2 separate regions of the Homo sapiens genome follow, and region 1 is linked to region 2. Evidence: read pairs that join two places in POLR2A ChIA-PET (ENCODE). Cell type or tissue: GM12878. All regions are shown on one strand. Links, peaks and the distances in the headings refer to the core of each region. The heading gives the core; the rest is flanking DNA. Region 1 has its middle 100 kb from the start of LINC02399. Region 2 overlaps ATP2B1 (ATPase plasma membrane Ca2+ transporting 1).

Region 1 (4,407 bases), core at 305-4,304, 180 kb after region 2:
AAGTGAGTCAGATGATGACCTGTCATGTCAGCTGCCAAGCATACAGAAATAAGTGGGAGCTGGGATCAAAGAGAAATCACCATAGCTGAGGAGGTGAGGAGGTGAGGAGGTAAGGGGAAGTTCTGATGATTAGGAGGTGAATTCTTGGCTGAGGCTTTGCCTTATAAATGGTATACTTTTAACTTGAATATTAAAATAAAACAAAAACCATCCTTTTTTATCATTTATCATTTTTCCTTTTTAACTATTATCTGATTTTTTAAAACTTTTATTTCAGGTTTGGGGGGTATGTGTGAAAGTTTGTTACATAGATAAACATGTGTCCTGGGGGTTTAGTGTATAGATTTTTTCATCACCCAGGTATTAAGCCCAGTACCCAATAGTTATCTTTTCTGCTCCTCTCCCTCCTCCCACCCTCCACCCTCAAGTAGACCCCAGTGTCTGTTGTTTCCTTCATTGTGTTCATAAGCTCTTATCACTTAGCTCCCACTCATAAGCGAGAATGTGATATTTGGTTTTTTGTTCCTGTGTTAGTGCTAAGGACAATAACCTCCAGCTCCGTCCATCTATCATTTTTCAAAAAGAAATTTTGACATTAGGCAAAGATCAAAACCGAATTTTGGGCAAAGTGACTTTCTGATCATTTCACTAAGTGGAAGCAACAATTGCCATGAAGCATAATATGAAACCTCAATGTAGAAATGGTGGACTGTAACAGCATGTGAAAGTCAAGTTTCAACTTATTTCTTGGAATTTCTGGGCAGAAGTGAGAATCCTCTCAATAATAGCACATGTTAACATAGTCATAAGCAATTACTTTTTAAAATAGAAAAGGTCCCTTGAGATCTATTTATTCAAACTGCATTGCATATAGCTAGGGAATTCTCAGAACTGCAGTGATTAACTCCGTAATATGGTTCAGCTTTCTTTATTGTTTGGGGCTCAGCGATTCTTGTGCTATACAAACAGGCATCATTCTCCTTAGCTGAAACAAAATGATTGGTCTGATACTAGATATAAGTTTTTCAAGATGATGTAGGATAATTAGAAGTGATTCCTTTAGATCATATTGTCTAATTATTATTTCTGTCCTAAGTGCAGATGAACCTTTATGAAAATGTCTCTCCAGAAAGATTCATCTTCATGATGAAAGGCTGTCACCACGGAATTTCCATTACCCAGTGAACCTGCATACATAATAGCCAGAGGTAGAGGCTCATTATTTTCTTTTCTGCTCTTTGATCCACTCTAGAAATTTTGGAAAGTTTGAATAATATGGAATCATCTGAATCTTATTTAAATTTAAATGTTTTCATTTCTGGGAAGTTTAAGTAATATTCATTTGTGTTCATTTTGTTAGCAAAGCCAAGATTTTGTTGATACAGACATGTATTATATAATCTTAAAGTTTTTTTCTCCCCACATTGTCTCGAGTTATTTTTTGACAAAGTTAAATTGATAAAAAAGTTTATTATCTTTTTATTGTATAAAGAGATAACTTCTAAAATGCTACATATTTTTGGTACAAAAACTCATGCTAATTTGTTTTGAGTAGTACATCTGAACTTACGATGGCCTTTGGCCTATAGAAAACAGAATGCCTGACCTATTCTTGGATTTTATTATGCAGTAGACAGGACAATGTTAGTATAAAACACATGGTTAAAACTGGACAGAAACAGTCTGAATAAACTGTTGCAAACCTTCAATGAAGTGAAGAGGTAACAATTTCTACAAAGGGATTGTTCCATTTTGGGCCAAAATTATAGCTCTGCAAGGGTATAAGAAGTTCACCAGATGGGAGGCCGCTTGAATTTGCAACCATATATATCTTTTTCTGCTGAAAGAAAGAGACATTTTTTCCCTGACATGTTATCAGGGAAATTGTCATTTTTATTCTTTATCTGTCACTCAAAGTTGTCACTACATTTAGTGGCTATTTATTCTGCACATTATTCCTACCTCTAATAGTGCTGTCAGCCTATCTGGTATTTGTGTGCCAGCAACACATTTCTTTCTACTTCAAACACAACTTCTGGAAAGTAACTTCCTCCTTCTGTTATAAATCCCAAGAAAATCATTGCAAGAAGCTCTAGTCTGTCCAAACTCCTTTCTGTTCCTTATTTTTAATCAAAATAGGAACTAGTGACATTTTTCTTGATCAGTGGAGCATTGTTTTGAATTATTCCTTGAGTTGAAGTGTTCGATTCAAGAAGATAGCTTCATGCATTTCCACTGAACCTTCTTTGGGGTAAATGGCACAAATTCAAAGTTGAATGGTGAGAGGTAAAAGTGCAAATTGATCTGTAACCCTCATATTATAAATATTTCAACAAACTGAGCTCAATAGTATTAAGAAATAATGAAATCAATTTTTATTATTATTTTTTTTTTCACATTTGTCATAGAACTCAGAAGCGAATCCCCACTCAGACACACTGTAGCCTGAACAACAAACTGGGAATTCCAACTACTTTGTGATTTTGAGGAAATTTTTTTTTTTTGTAAAATAAAACAAAAATCAAACCAAAACAAACCAAAAAAACTGAGTACTCTAATCTTTTCTTTACCACAGATGTGCTACATGATTATAAAAAAGTTAATTAGCTTCCCCAGTCCAGTAATTCCCTTGTCAATGAACTGAAAACCAAAGTTATTGCACGGGACAAAAATACTAAGATTGTTCTTCAAAGATTTTCACTGTGATTCCTTATTTAAATGTTTATAATAACAATCTATTTATCAAAAAAGTTAACTAATATCTAACAAAGAAGATAAAGACTAAAACATGATTCTTTGAAGCAATCATGAAAGTATTCTGAAATGTATTACCTAAATGAGCTTAGAAGCAAAAAATGCCAGATGGCTTTAGAATTTTCACTTCCAAAAGGAATTTTTGTACTGGATCTTGTCTCCTCAGGGGACAAATATTTCATCCTATATGACTGTAGCAATTATTTTCTAATGTATGATTGGTGAACCTAGTTATGGAGCACAGTTAATCCAGAAAGGCTAAAATACGTCAATAGAAAGAAATAATCTCCCAAAGAAGAATCTATCCCCTTCACTTAAATAGTGGTTGCATCATGTGATACTGGATAAGTCCTGGGATGTCGATCAGGACACTTAGGATCCAGTCCTGCCTCTTCTACTAAGAAGTCTCCTGACCACGTTGGGCCTCAGTTTCTTCACATATAAAATAAGAGGGTTAGGCCAAATAATCCTTAAGATCTCTTCCAATTCAAAGATTTCACTTAACAATTTAGAAACTAATTTATATTGCATACACGCATGGAAAAGTTAAAAAATCATTTTAAAAGTTGATATAACCATTTTGAAAGTGGAGAATAAACAGGTTGCAGCACACTGTATTTAGTTAAAATGACTGAAAGGCTGTGATTGAGAATGGTGGCATTCTCATCTTAAAATAAAATCTATATACTGCACATTGGACAATGAACAACCCCTAAAAACATCGGGAAATGCTAGCTAGCAATTTGACTTTAGAATAGCTTTGTTTTTTCTGAACCAGGGTTTCTTAACCTCGTCACTATTGACATTTTGGGATGGATCGTTATCTGTTGTTGGTGGGGAGGTGCTCTGTTGCTCATTTTAGGGTGTATAGTAACTTCCCCAGCCTTTATCCACTAGATGCCAATAATATTTTCATCTCCTACATTGTGACAACCAGAAAAGTTTCTGGACATTTGTCCCCATTGAGAATCACTGCTCTAAAGTGAACGAGCCTTCTCTGGCCTCTTGTTTTAACCTTGCACATGGTACCAGAGTTGTGAGACTCCAATACCTTTAAAACAAGTATCCAAGGCCCATTGTGCCTTGAACATAGTTCTATGAAGACAAGCACTAAAAATAAGACTTGTTAATATTAGTATGAAAATTGTAATATATGGATACTTACTTGTGCCAGGCACTGCACAATCTATGTTTCCTGAATTCATTGTTCATGAAGTTAATGCCCTCATTATATGAAATATTGAAATCCATCCTCACAGTCCTTGCTTTCTGGCTGAGGACACACATGATCCATAAATCTAAAATGGGCTTTAGAACAGTTACAAAGTAGTCTGCCGATGAAGTGAGTGTGAGTGAAGAGAGCGCTGAGTAAATGGCTGATAAGGGAGGCGTGGGGAGAGGAGTGACGAGTCCGAGTCCTTGCAGCCAGAGGTAGGGCACAGGCGGGAGACAAGCTGCGGGTGGGGGACAGCAGGCACCCCAGCAGCAGTGAGAACTCAAAACTAGAGCAGACGGCTGTGAAGACTGGGAGCAAAGGTTCAGTTTGGCAGGAGGAATAAATTCTGAAAATATATTGTAGAGCATGGTGGCTGTAGTTGAAAATGTACTGTGTACTTGAACATTGCTAAGAGAGCAGATTTTAAATGTTCTCAC
Region 2 (4,407 bases), core at 75-4,074:
TTCTCACTGTGGTTGCTATTGGCATTTTATTGACAGTGACAGCTACCTCGTGAGTTTAAAAATCCAGCCCTACCCCACCCAGTCCTCTTAGATATCAGCAGTGATTCTCAATCAGTGTGGACAAGCTGAAACTTAGCACTGCAAATGTCCTATAGAAGGTTTGGATAGTATACCACATAATTGAGCCTAAATTTATGGCCCATTACACTGAAAAGTTATTTAAAGGCAACAAACCATGCTTTATCCATCTTTGATCTCCATATCTTATCAAGAGAGACTATGATCTTTCTTTCTTTTTTTTTTTTTTTAACACGAGACTGGAGTTTTATTATTACTCAGTCTTCCAAAAAGACTATGATCTTTCAACCTTCTTACATAGTCACTTTCTGCAGAAAGACAATAACCTTTTACCCGATTCACACCCTAAAAATCTGAAGTCCTTCAACCATGATAATTTACTGTAAACTTAAATATAAGTGCTTGCATGTAATATCTCACTCTCATAGTGAAAAGAGCAGATGGTCTATTATTATACATATCAAACAGATACTACAAGATTAAGAATGGTAAAGAGTTTATTCTACAAAGTTTTGGTACATTCAAATTATTTCATTAAAATGCTTTAAAGAAATCAAGGAATGACTCAAATTTAAATTTACTCAAGTCACATTTTTCACTTCTTAAGGGGCTTAAAGAAAACATACACACTCACATAAAAGATCATTAAACCTATACTGCTTGTTTAGAAAAGTAATTTATATTAGATGAGTAAAGAATAACATATAAACAAGAGTAAATTCACCAAAGGATTTTAGTTTTATAGAGCTGATAAAGCAGAAAATAAGCATTATCTAAAATGCCTGATTTATTAGTCTCAAAGGATTCCTAAATACCATCCCTGTGTCTGTGTTGACTAAAATTAGTCCTACTCCCCTAAGTAACTTACTTATCTAGTAGACTCTTCCAGAGGCAGAGACTAAGTACAGTACTTTAAAGGGCAAGTTACAGCTGCTGTCAGTTATAAACTTGGCATGAACACTTTAGCAAATCTCTCAGGGTGGGAAACAACTAGATTAGAATAAGGAAGGCATTAATTTGTTCTTCTATTATAGCCTTTATCACACAGCTGCAATGATTTGTTTACCTCTCTGTCCTTCCCAGTGAACTGTAACTCATGGGAGAATCTGTGCCATTCATTTTTAACCCCAGCACTGTCTGGAACATAGTAGGTACTCTTGAACCATAAGCTAAAATAAATTTGAAAAACAGATTTTACAATGGAAGCAACCACAATTTAAATAGCAGAGCTAAACAAAACTTCCTAACACTGTTTAAAAGAATATGTTAGGTGTTAGATGAGTTAAGAGAAAGTCACAGCTTTCAAGGAGTTTTCAAACCATCTTGGTATGCCAGATATATTATAGCTTTCCTTTAAATCCTTTTAGACAACAGAATAAGTTAAAGGATATTTCAGATTTTAAAAGGAATTACACGCCTGCTACATGGCAAAGTTTTTTAACCAGGGTCTTAGATTCTTGAGGGTATGCAAAGAAATAATACTGAATTATAATATTTCATACAGCCTGAAAGAAACAATACATTTATTTGAAAAATAATTTGTTAGGGTTACCCATGCTAAATAAAAATCTGCCAAATCAACATGGTAATAAAGTTGGCAAGGTCTAAATAATAATGAATACAATCTTACCCAGTAAATACCATTTGGTAAAAAAAACACTTAACTCCACATCTAACTAACATCTGCTCCAAAATTTGCTGTTTCTACACTATCTCCCACTCATAAATCAACCCATGACAATCTAGCTTCCTCTTTTATGCTGCGTTGAAACTACTCTTCCAGGTGACCATTGATCCTGTTCTTAAATCTAATGGACACATTTAGCCCTAATCTAACCTACTAGCAACCTTTGCTACTGTTAACCACTCCCTATTGAAATGTTCTTCTGCCTTCATTTCTCTGATGTCTGACTCTTATTCTCACTACACTGTCATCTCTAGCTGCTTGTTTTCACTTTCCACTGTCCTTTTTTTCGAAGAAGTCAAAGCAGTCAGTAGGGAGGGGCTGGATGGCACAGCAGCCTTTATAATTGCTTTCATCTGTTTTTAGTCAGAGTAAACGAGATTCGTTTATTGATAATAATAAAAATTTATTTGCATGTGCATTTACAGGGCCTATTTATTTTGTTTCTCTCATATTTCAGAATTCCACAATTCAATTAAAATGATGAAACCACAATGTAACAGTCTGGCTCAGTGAAAGTGTAAAAAAGAAAAAACCACCCAGGTTTTCTTATCCTAAAGGCCCAAGCACAGCTCCTGTTTCCCACACCCTTTAGTCTATAAAGAAATATGCCAGCCCAAAGCAGAATAGGTGACTCACCTCCCTCCCTGGGGCTGTTAGATAACTATTTTGGCTTTTGATAGCTGTCATTTTCAGTACAGATTATTCATTCATGCCAACAAAGTACTTAATTAAGCAGAGTATATGATAAAATTTTAATGTGAATGATCTCAAACACAGGTATCTTGAACTATAGAAATTTTTGGTCTACGGTCAAGTCAGTTGGTATCATCTTATCCCAAACATTTATGATAGCTGTCTCTTGGGAGGTTGGTCTAATTTTGCAAGGTTATACTTACAAAACCAAAAACAATCCCTCTGAATTTACCAAAACCAGAACAAACTTAAAAGTTAACACACTACAGATTAGTGGTTCTTAAACTTCAGCATGCATCAGAATCACCTCAATCACCTGTGAAAACACAGATTCCTGAGCCTCACTCAGTTGATCGAACACTTCATGAGACTGTCTAACAACTTCTCAGATAACAGTGATGCCAATGCTACTGGTCTGGAGAGCCACTACTGACAGAAAGTGTAGCCTCAACCTTGACTAGGGAACAAACTGCTGGATTGTCACCTTGATCCAAAAGTTTCCTCAAACAAATATAAGCAAATTACTTATGGTTCTTTATTATGCTATTCTTTTTTTTTTTTTTTGAGACAGTGTCTCGCTCTGTTGCCAGGCTGGAGTGCAGTGCACTCAGCTCACTGCAACCTCCGCCTCCTGGGTTCAAGCGATTCTCATGCCTCAGCTGGGATTACAGGCATGCACCACCATATCCAGCTAATTTTTGTATTTTTAGTAGAGATGGGGTTTCACCATGTTGGTCAGGATAGTCTCGATCTCCTGACTCCGTGATCTGCCCGCCTCGGCCTCCCAAAGTGCTGGGAGTACAGGCGTGAGCCACCACACCCGGCCTATTATGCTATTCTTGATGTGCATGGATAACTGAAAGCAGACTACTTTCTAAAAATATTACTTGAGTTGATTTTTTTGTGTGTTTTGATTTTTAGTACCAAGTATACTAATATTTTTCCATTTAAGCCTTATAATACACAAATATACATAAACACTGCAAATAATTTCTTTTATTCAAAAAATGTGGAGACTCATATTGATACATTCTGAACATATGTTAAATTACTTTAAACACCTAAAAAAATTAAATTTTTAAAAGTTTAACAGAGAATCTTAGGTACCTACTTTCTTTTGCTCTCCCAGAAAATAAACTACTTTGTTTTCTCCTATTCTATTGTTCTATTTAGGCATTTTAGAAACCTTTCATCTTTACAGTAAGTTTCCTAGTAAAATAAGCTTTTGAAAAGCTCAAAAAATAAAGTTAATTTTATATAATCCTGTGCAGTTTACCAAATATAAGAACATACTATATCTCCAGTTAAATATGAGAACCAAATGTTCTATCATTTTCCAGTCTCACTGGTGTTGAAATTTTCAGCTATAGTCAAAGAAGAGATTTCTAAATTAAAACTGTGTTTTTCCTTCTGTTCAGGAGCTAGAAGGCAACATGAACACTTGAATGTCACACCAGCTGCTCTGTCGGCCTACTCAGTTCTTAAGAGCTTCTATCCTGTCAATTCACAAGAACCTACACTTACATGCTTAAGGAAACAGGATGCTCATTATGTCACTGAAAAGAGCTCACAAAAATAAAGTTGGCAATATTGAGGGAGGCATAACTCTTATCTGTAAATTTAACATGAGCTTTCTGTTTTCTTAATTAAAAACTCTAGATTTCAATAAGATTTATTACAGTTCTTCACCAACTGAATAGAGAACTAAGGGAAGAAGGCACTTTCCCATTTCTTTATCTCGTTCTATTTATATAGTTTCATAGTTGATGATCTTTTGCAATTTCCAGCTGTGATTATTAAAGAACAGTTCAGTAAATCAATACTCACTTCTGCAAAACATTTAAATAATCTGGTTGGAAAATAAGGTAAATTCTATTTTAAGAGGATATCAGACAAGAATTTATTTATGGTTAACTCACCAAAGTGCAAAGAATATGGGCAACAGGGAT

The links. Peaks named below come from ENCODE experiments on the same cell type or tissue, not always from the same donor. Only the 100,000 strongest peaks of a DNase experiment are listed, where the experiment ranks them.
Region 1: POLR2A ChIA-PET joins it to region 2 with 6 read pairs; 3 of 35 experiments call an interaction of 5 or more read pairs at or near these places.

The regions. Positions count from the first base shown.
Region 1 is chr12:89,844,772-89,849,178 of GRCh38, forward strand. No RefSeq gene overlaps it. Among named protein-coding and RNA genes, the nearest start is that of LINC02399, 100 kb to the right of the region's middle. In GM12878, for the core only: no CTCF peak of the experiment used is centred there; no DNase peak of the experiment used is centred there.
Region 2 is chr12:89,661,845-89,666,251 of GRCh38, forward strand. The region is part of intron 1 of ATP2B1 (ATPase plasma membrane Ca2+ transporting 1); the gene reads right to left. Among named protein-coding and RNA genes, the nearest start is that of ATP2B1, 45 kb to the right of the region's middle. In GM12878, for the core only: no CTCF peak of the experiment used is centred there; a DNase peak (open chromatin) is centred at 1,907; H3K4me3 peaks cover 562 bases; H3K27ac peaks cover 1,811 bases.